2 separate regions of the Homo sapiens genome follow, and region 1 is linked to region 2. The links are chromatin contacts, found by Hi-C in ENCODE. All regions are on one chromosome and are shown on one strand. Each heading gives the region's core, a stretch centred on a gene start or an enhancer-like site at or near the end of the contact. The rest is flanking DNA. Distances are from core to core; before and after follow the strand shown.

Region 1 (4,646 bases), core at 863-3,362, 660 kb before region 2:
CAGAACAATACCCAGCACATAATAAGGACTTAATACATTTAACTATTGTAACCTTCACAAGCTCAGGTTTACATCCAATTGAGAATGTGAATATGAGGCGCACATTGGGCAGAATTATGTGGTAGGATTTGTGGCTTCCACCTGAAATGCAATCAGAATAAGCTGACTCATCTACCATCAGATTTTCCAAAAGAAGTCTGTGTTGCTCAATCTAAAAAGAATATCTGAAAATAAATTGACCTTCAGTCATGAATCCCTGCTCTCCCCACCATCTCCTACTCAATTACTGTTCATGGGATACTGTTGAGCAGAGCACATCTACCTGCCTGATGCCCACTGAGCAGGAGGTATGGAAGCATACAGTACACATGTTGGTCAGCTGCAGGTGGATGATGTCAGCTCAGGGTGGCAAGGAGGCAATGAAGTTTTGGGCCATGATTGAATTAATTTGATTGAGTTCATTGATTATTTGGTCAATTTCGGTCTATAAAATACTCTTTCCCCCCTCAATATCAGGATATTGTGGATGGTGTGGGGTTTTCTTCTTATTTACTCATGTAAGTGCCTCGGATCTCTACTTTATCTGTTAATATTAATTCACAAAGGCATGCTCATAGCTTTGTAGAATAATGAACTTGGCACCCATTGTCTACAAATATAAACATAAAATAGATGGTAGCTCCGAGATGCTTCCACTTGATAAAAGTGAACGTAAATGTAGCACTATCTTGAATAAGCCACTTAAAAATTGTGATCAATAATATCCTCTCTTTGGTCAAGGTTTATTTGTGGCTGCCAGGCATTATACCTCACATGTAGGAGACTTAAAAAATGCATGCACACCGAAAAGGACGATTAACATTGCTGTCATTAAGTTGTACCTACACTTTCAATATGAACTTGGCTTTTCAGCCATGTATTTATCACCTAGGAAAGTATGTTTGGGATTCTAGAAGTTGCGCTAAAAAAAATTGAAATCTGTTTTAAGGAATATCTCCCATTTCTAAATTTCTTGGTGAAATAAATTATAAGCAACCACATATTGAGTAACATTAATAACAAAAATAATAAAATAAAACAATGACAAAATAATAAAAATCTCATCTACAAATCTCATCTCATTCCCTTTCTCTTCCAAACTTTATTTTTACAAAATAAAAATGACTATTTGGGAAATTAGCCTTAATGATGAATAAATCACTTAATCAAACAAGAAAATTGCTCTTACATCTCAGAACATACAAGAAGGCAAATTGTACCTCCCAACTCCAAATGAATGTGATTGATAAGGGGCTCTGTGGAAACCAAAAGTGACCCTGTCAATTCCAAGGTCAGTGGGATAACTTACAGGACAATTTATTTTAGCCTTAAACACTAACTTCTTCCTCTTTGACTTTACACCTATCTAAATTCAGATGGCCTTCCTTCTTTTTCTCAGTTCTCCTTCTGCTCAAAATAGCACATATAAAAGAAAGTCACTTCTAGACCATCAAATGAAGGCAATCTCTGGTTAAAAAAAAACAACCAAACAAAAACCAAGAAAGGAAACAGAGATGTGTTTATGTGTGTGTGTGTGTGTGTGTGTGTGTGTGCGTATATATTTGCTTCAGAAGGAAATGTCATATTATTTGCATTTAGACTACAGAAATAACACTTTTCTGAAATCGAAACTGCTAGACACCTTGCCCCCTGAGTAGAAGCTCTCAGCTGCAGATAATGTAGACAATGGATCTTAGAAAATGGAATCAAGTTCTAATTTCTAGTGAATCCACACTTTTCTACCTAGAAAACAAACAAGAAAAGTATTAAAAACAAAACTGGGTTCTCTTGCTTTCTTATACTTTTGGAAGAAAAAACACCCCTGCCTGTGGCCATCTTGGAGAGGTTGAATTTAGTCTCCATTTCTTCCCCCACTATGTCCTGGGCAATGAAACCCTTTCTTGGCAGCATTCGATCTCCCAGGCACAAAGTGTTCATTGCCCCTTCCCTAAGAAAACACTCAATTCTATTCTCTGGGTTTCTACAGTTAGCAAAGAGCTAACTGCCTATGATATTTGGCATGCCCCAAACAGTTTCACAATAAATTTTTGCTTTCATAAGTCTGTTTTACTATAAAAAGAGCACTAGTCAGCACATGTGGTGCCCTGGCCTATCACCAAAACCCCATACAAAGTATATGACTTTGGTGGCATTTAGTCTATGAACAGCAAAACACTTTATTAATAAAGCAATATGTTGTAAGTACAGAGACCAAAGGCCTGAGTGTTGTGAGGATCTGTAAAAATGCAGAACCCTGAGAATATTGAGACAACTGACCATCATTTAAAGATATATGTGAATATGAACATATTCTTTTTTTCTTTTTTATTGTTATAGAGACAGGGTCTTGCTATGTCGTCCAGGCTGGACTACAGTGGCACCATCATAGTTCACTGCAGCCTCTACCTCCTGGGCTCAAGCAATCCTCCCACCTCAGCCTTCTGAGTAGCAGGGACTAGAGACATGTGCCACAATGCCCACCTAATTTTAAAAAATGTTTTGCAAAGATGGGGTGTAGCTATTTTGCCCAGGCTGCTCTTGAACTCCTGGCCTCAAGTGATTCTCCAGCCTCAGCCTCCCCAAGTGCTGGGATTACAGGCATGAGCCACTGTGCCTGGCAGGACATATTTCTTAATGTAACATGTTAATACTTATTTAGCCATGTTATTGTGGGAAAATGAACACCAATTAATGTCCTCAGTAGAGAAGGGCAATCAGCTTCTTGTTTATCCATATACATATAACTATGATGCTGCAAGGACTAAATAAAGGCCTAATAACCACATAAGCCATAGAAATTCATGGGGCAGCATCCAGTAGGAAAAGGAACTCTCACTTGAGAGTTGAGAATAATAGGGTTTGAGTTCCCAAGCTGCCATGCCAACCAAGTATAAAACACGATGGTTGAACTACTTCCAGAAAGTTCCTTCCAGAAAGAATTTTTTTTTATTCTACAAGCAATTCTGTGTCACCTTCTATTGAGAAAGCAAATTACCCAATTATCCAATGAAAGAGTCCATCTTGACTTTTATTCATTACTTAGCTACTTTCAATATGCTCAAATATGCTTATAATTCAGGTCTTATCTTTCATAAGGGAGCCAGTTCTAGCACCTCTTATGCTTCTAAATCTTAGTAGGGCAGATTCCAAAGCAACATTTATAGTTTCATTTTAGAGCAAAATTTTCTATGTCCATTTATGTGTCCATATTACTGAGAGAGCATCTACGGAGCCTTCATTATATTTCATAAGGGGCCTTTGGCTTAAGAAAGGTCAAGAATCACTATCCTAGAGAAAGAAGAATGAATTGTGTGCTGTGCACATGCATAATCATCTTAAGGATTCCATAGTGAAAGACTGATTAGTGTAGGAAATGCACAAATACTAGACTATATTTTAAGTAAAAACGCTTTTCAAGGGAACGTAAGTGGAATCACCTTGAATTCATTTTGGAAGAGAACAACCAGATAGCAAATGTTTCAAAATGCATACAAGAAATCAAATGTGGCCTGGAAGTCTAGTAGGGAAATAAAAACCAGGCCTTCTGGAGGCATTTTCTTACTCTGAATTACCTTGCTTTATAAATTGAGGAAAATCACCATTTTGTATTCCCCTATGAAGGTTATAATCAGAGTTTTAGGTCTTAATATAAAAGTATTTTGTAAATACAAGGTATTAATAATATGTATTGATTGTCTGGTGGAAATCAACTCTTCATTTTTTCATTTTTCTAAACGAATTTGAGTTTGCTCCTCTAAAGCAGTTAGCTGTTTAGCGACTGTAAGATCCAGTTGGACTGATCTATTTTTAAACCCATAGTTTGCCTTGGGATGAAGCAGCACGCCACAGAGATATTCAATACTACAAAAACATACTTTCAGCAAGCACTCCAACAAGTCCCTAATAGCTACATTTGCAGTGTTCAGCTTTGGGGATGTCATTATTTATATGATAAATCCACAATGCTTTTTGGTGTAAGCAGTAGTTTGTGCCAAAAAAATAATTATCAAAATGGGCTCTACAATATACCCTCCCCCAGCTTTTTTGTTTTGGTAGATTAGCTGAGACCAGGTTTGGTTCACTCTGAAACAAAGAACTTTCAATTTGTCAAGCAACAGTTCCCATCTGGCCTATTCGCTTGCCAAGTCCCAGACCTGGGCTCATGTGTCCAAAATTTCAGCAGCAACTTAGACCATGTGTCTTTGCACTAAAAAAGAAAAGCAATTATTTCCATGGGTGACCAGATGATTTCCATATCCTCTACTGAACACAGACGTTCTACTGAGTACCACATCAGCAGTCGATGAATTTAGAGCTGATCTTAGTCCCTTGGTATCAGAAAAAAGAACATGGATTTCTTTGGCTTACGGAGTTTCTAAAATAGAAGATCACAAAGAAGTGGGTTAGGTCAACAGGAGACTTCCCTGAGTCCTCATTCTGCCACCTACTTGTTGTGTGACATTAGGGAAGACCCCCCATTTCCCTAACCTCAGTTTCTTTCTCCACAAAATGTCAGATTAGGTGGTTTCTAATATTTTCCCCAATTCCTATACCTTTTTTGACCTCTTGGGCAGAGATGTGTTGTGAGACTAGGAAATGAAGTCTGG
Region 2 (4,832 bases), core at 2,229-4,728:
CTATTCGGAGGCTTTCTCTCTCCATGTCAGCTGAGTTAGGAGCCCACCTTCCTGCCTATTTTGCTATTGCATTACCCCGTTATGTCTTTTCATAAAACTTTCCTCTATCGAAATTGTCTTTATGTATTTGTTTGTTCAGCGTCTCTCTCCCCTCATCAGCTTGTGAGCTCCTTAAGGGCAGGGACTCAAAGCCAAGTGCACTGCAGTTCCCAGGGCCCAGGACAGTGGCTGGCACATAGGATGTTCTGACCTACTGACTGGCTTTCAGTCAGGGAAGGCTGGTCCAAGGCCTAAAGCCATGAGTGGAGAGCCAAAATGAGCAGCTCATTTTCTTGACATTCATTCAAATGCTCGACATCATTAAGCCCAGTCTATGTCCATATCAGATTGAATTCTCAATGGCAATCAAAGATAGGACTGCTTCTACAGAGGACCAGTCAGAAGTTATTTGGGTAAACTGATGGTGAGAGGACTTAGGCAAAAAAACTGGCTTTCCCAGAGTCACCCTATGAGACCCGCATCTTAGCCCCATGTATTGTTGCTCCTTTATATCTGAGAATTCTCTCCATCTCAGAGCTGTGCATTGCGTTGATGTGGGTGCTACCTTTATTCGGTTGTGGAAATAGGATCTAATTTGGGGCTTATGGGAATTGGAATTGCATTGGCTACTAGTAACAGACACCTGACACAGCAGCTTAAGTCAAGAATTCTGGAATTCACCTGTTGCTGTCTTCAGTGGTCCAGGATGTTTGTGCCAGCTGGAGTCTCTGCCGTTCTCTTCCCCTTTCGTTAGCACTCCTGATTTCTAGGCTTCCAGAAGGAAGGGCAGGAAGGCCAAAAGGGCTTACTGGAAAGCCCCACCAATAACTACTGCCTCCATTACGTTGGCTACCCCTCCTTGCCTTTTTATCTCCTGTCAGTCCCCTATGGACCATGGGTTTTGGGTGAGGCCCAGGCAGCATTAGGAAGTATCTCTCTCTCTCTCTCTCTCCCTCTCTCTCTCTCTCTCTGTGTGTGTGTGTGTGTGTTTGTGTGTGTGTGTGTGTGCGCGCGTGTTTTCAATGTGGTCTCCTTTCTCCCTAGGCCCAGAGTGCCTGCCCTCAACCAAGTTTTGAGAGGTCGAGAAGTATAATTCCCCCTGCAGGGCACATTGTGCAGGGTTCTGTTATGCAGAGATAAAGAGAGAATAGACATTGGGCAATCCCTGCTGCAGGAACCAACATGAGTGTTTATTCCTATCAGTTCTGCTACTTGAGAAACTTAGGAGGAGACCATGGGGAATTTAAGCTTACATCGGGGATTAAAAAAAAATAAAGGGGACTCTTCCATTCCTTAATTTTTTGTTCATTTTGAACAGTACTAAACTCAAACCGTGTCACACCAAAATGTGATTTTGTGTATGTAGGTGCATGAGTTAGCATTACATGCTAAGCTTCATTAACAGGGACCCTGAAATCAATTGTTTAAAAGAAGATAAAAGCTGTCTCTGTCACGAATGGAAGTAGACTGTGGTTCAGGGTGGATAGTATGTCTCCTCCACGAAGCTGTCTAAGGATGGGTTCCTTCTGTCTTGTGTCATCTTCCCATCGGGCAGGGGTTGGCAAATTGCTGCCCTTGGGACAGATTTGGCCTGTCTCCTGTTTTTGTACAGCCCGCATACTAAGAATAGCTTTTACATTTTTAAATGGTTGGAAAAAATGTGAAAATTATTTGCAACTCAGATTTCACGTCCATAAATAAAGTTTTATTGGAACACAGTCATACTCCTTATTTTTATACCGTCTGTGACTGCTTTTGTGCTGCAATGGCAGAGTTGAATAATTGTGATAGAGCTGATAGGGCCCACAAAGCCAAAAATATTCACTGTCTGGCTCTTTACAAAGGAACTTTGCCACCTTCTACTCTAGGCTGTGGTCCTGACTCAGTGCTTGAGGCCAGCCTCCTCTCACTTTGTCTGCTTATCAGCCTGTGGGAAGAGGGACTTAGTGGGCACACCTAGCTGTGGGGGTGCTGAGGAGATCAGTCTGCAGCTGGGCAGCCATTTGCCCAGCAGACACTCTGGAGGTTCTGCTATTAAAAGGAAGGAGAGAGGAGATTGAGTTACATTGAGCAGACCACCACAGGGGCTGTGTGCATGCACATGTATGTATGCTTTCAGAATCCACTGTGGTTGGTTGAAGGATATCGAAGGTCATCTTAATGGATATTGAAGACTGTCTTTATTTATACGTAGTATGGAGTCCGGTATAAACAAATATGGGAAATGTAGCATATGATGGAAGAGAAGGTATTTATCTGCCCTTTGATTCATGCATTCATTCAATGACTGTCTCATAAGAATGATTTCCCCCCTTGCTTGGTAGTGTTCTAGTTCTAGGATCTGAATTTAAATTTCTTGGTGACGTACTCTTGCTTATAGAGCAGTGGTCTCCAAGAGTGGTCTCTGGACAAGCAGCAGCAGTATTTTCTGGATTATTGTATTAGATGTGCAGATTCTCAACACTGTGTCCTCTTGCCCCACACCTACGAAATCAGAAACTATGGGGCTGAGACCCAGCAATTTGTGTTTCAACAAATTCCCAGGTAATTTCAATACACTCTTGGGAACCTCTGCTGTAGAAGATGTAGCGTTAATTCATAACTATAATGAGCGAATGGTCTTCTCTCTTCACTGAATGAACATTTTGTGCTTTCTGGGGAATCAACAAACATTTTCTCCACTTACCTAAACTTCTTATCAATAGTCTCTTGTACTCAGAAAATGTACACAAGTCAAAATAGACAAATCATATTTTGGCTCCACATTTATTCTAGCAGACAGTGGCAGACTCTGCCAAAGCCACGAAGTGACTCCCCATGCAATTGGCCAGGTGACCACCACCACCACACAGAGCAATCTCAGTCCTTGACTGGTTCCTCTGTGTGAAAAGGGGCCTCTACAGCCTTGACCCAGTGACTTTCAGATTCTGAGGAAAACAGACGCTTGATGCCTGTCCAAAGTAAACAGAGCCAAGAGAACCTTTCACAAGCCTGGTTAAGGATCGATGGTTCCACCCAAATGATTTAGATGATTTGGTGTTTAAGTATGTTGTTGCATAACTCTTGGCAGCCAGAGATACCAGTGTGCTGGAGTGAGTGGCAATTTGGATTGAATGAATAAGGTATCTATCAAGGGTGTATGTATATGTACATACCAGCTACTGTGATTTGGACATTACCTACATTAGCTTATGTAACCTCATAGACACCTTATCAGGTAGGTACCCTTATACCCTTAAGATAATTTTCCAGATCAAAAAGCAGAGGCATTGTGAGGTTAATTTGCACAAGATCATCTTCCCAGGAAGAAGCAGGGTTAGAATTTGGACCCAGGTATTTGGTTCCTATACTTCCCATGTGCGCGTGCACACACACACAGACACACACATACATTCTGTGCTGTCACAGCCTAGATGTGGTTGTTTCTCTTGGTCTCTTCTGCATGGGTCATTTCTTGTATGATAATTCTGAATTTAGGTGGAGGTTGTAGTTGCTGAATGGGCATGGGTGGCCAGGCCCTCCATACTGTGTTCAGTACCTTTGATGATTAACTCTGAAAGGGAAGAAAGGATTACTTAGTGCAGGCCAGAGAGCTGTAAAAGGTTCCTAAATTACTCATTTCCCCTCTGAATTTCTCCTCTTGCCTCGAAAACTAAAACACACTTTATAGGGGAAGAATGAAGACCGTATAACTCTGTGGCAGCACAGTTTGGTAATTAATGGACTTGTGCCTCTATCAGAAGAGTGATGTATTATTCCAGAGCCCTGTAGAATGAGTTAAACTGAGAGTGAATTATTTGGTTTGACTGATGTGTACAGTAACTGAAGATAGTTTATTAGTGGGCCAGGTTTTAATCTTCTCTCAAAATGAGTTCTCCTCATATTCTGCACAACTGCCCAGTCTCTTTCATGCCCTGAAATTGAGTAAAAGGAGAAGGTGCTAAAATGGTTGAAACAAGAAGTGAAACCTTCTGTTTCATCATATGTTCCAGAAAATATACAGTGTGTTTTTACTGCAGCCTCCTTTCCATCCCCCCTCCCAATCATTTTCATTAGTGACTGATGTGATTGCAGAGTGGTTTGGTGGGGAAAAGTACTTGCAACCAAATTTAGTAAACCGCAAGCCAATTTTATTTTTAGTTTTAGTGAGCAAGGGCAGATAGCAATTGCAAATATCTTACTGTATCTACTTCTAAGCTTTTACTTTTCTTTTTTTTTAATGTTTTGCCTTTTTCTCTCCCTAGTATGTTTTGTCTATTTTGAATATAATTGTTTTTAGGAGAAAAGGCCATTTTTTCCTTCTATCATTGAGAGCCCCCTTTTTTTTTCAATATTGTAGGCATCATCTTAGTAGGAAATAGAATATATTTATAATCAATGATGTTACAGAAATTTTGAAACTGAGAAATTAAGTACCATAATTAATAAAAGGTAGGAATAGGGAATCATAAATAATTATTTAGTATTAATTGTCAGCAGCAGCCTAAGGTTGCTCAGTGATAGATTAATAAGATCAAGCAGAAAAATAAAGGATCCCATTGGCCAGAGAATGTGAGTGGAATTCCTTTTTCACCTGTATGGCACAATGGTTGGCATTCAAGAGACATTCAGTAAATGTGGTTTGGTTAGTTAGTTGGTTGATTGTTGAATAAATGTTTGAGTCCTGCACTCACTCCAGAACATCAGACTATTGGATATGAGGTTAAGTTTGACCAGAGGATCTTGAAGAGGCTGTATAATGATCATATCTTAAGTACTAGAAGAGTCATTAGTGGTCTCAAACCCATCTGCTC

Evidence for each region. Hi-C counts contacts between places; a loop is a spot of excess contacts on that map. Pooled maps may share reads with other maps.
Region 1: a map with no recorded cell type shows a loop between it and region 2 (13-fold over the local background). The contact joins two enhancer-like sites. A Hi-C loop is called at or near these places in 17 of 37 single-sample maps with no recorded cell type and 5 of 50 pooled maps.

What each region holds. Positions count from the first base shown.
Region 1 is chr7:28,813,002-28,817,647 of GRCh38, reverse strand. The region is part of intron 9 of CREB5 (cAMP responsive element binding protein 5); the gene reads right to left. Among named protein-coding and RNA genes, the nearest start is that of TRIL, 140 kb to the left of the region's middle. RefSeq lists an enhancer at 1,689-1,868. Within about 2 kb of position 2,112, at least 3 of the 41 ENCODE cell types and tissues checked have a DNase peak (open chromatin) inside an H3K27ac peak, as active enhancers do.
Region 2 is chr7:28,154,365-28,159,196 of GRCh38, reverse strand. All of the region lies in intron 1 of JAZF1 (JAZF zinc finger 1), which reads left to right. Among named protein-coding and RNA genes, the nearest start is that of JAZF1-AS1, 24 kb to the left of the region's middle. Within about 2 kb of position 3,478, at least 3 of the 41 ENCODE cell types and tissues checked have a DNase peak (open chromatin) inside an H3K27ac peak, as active enhancers do.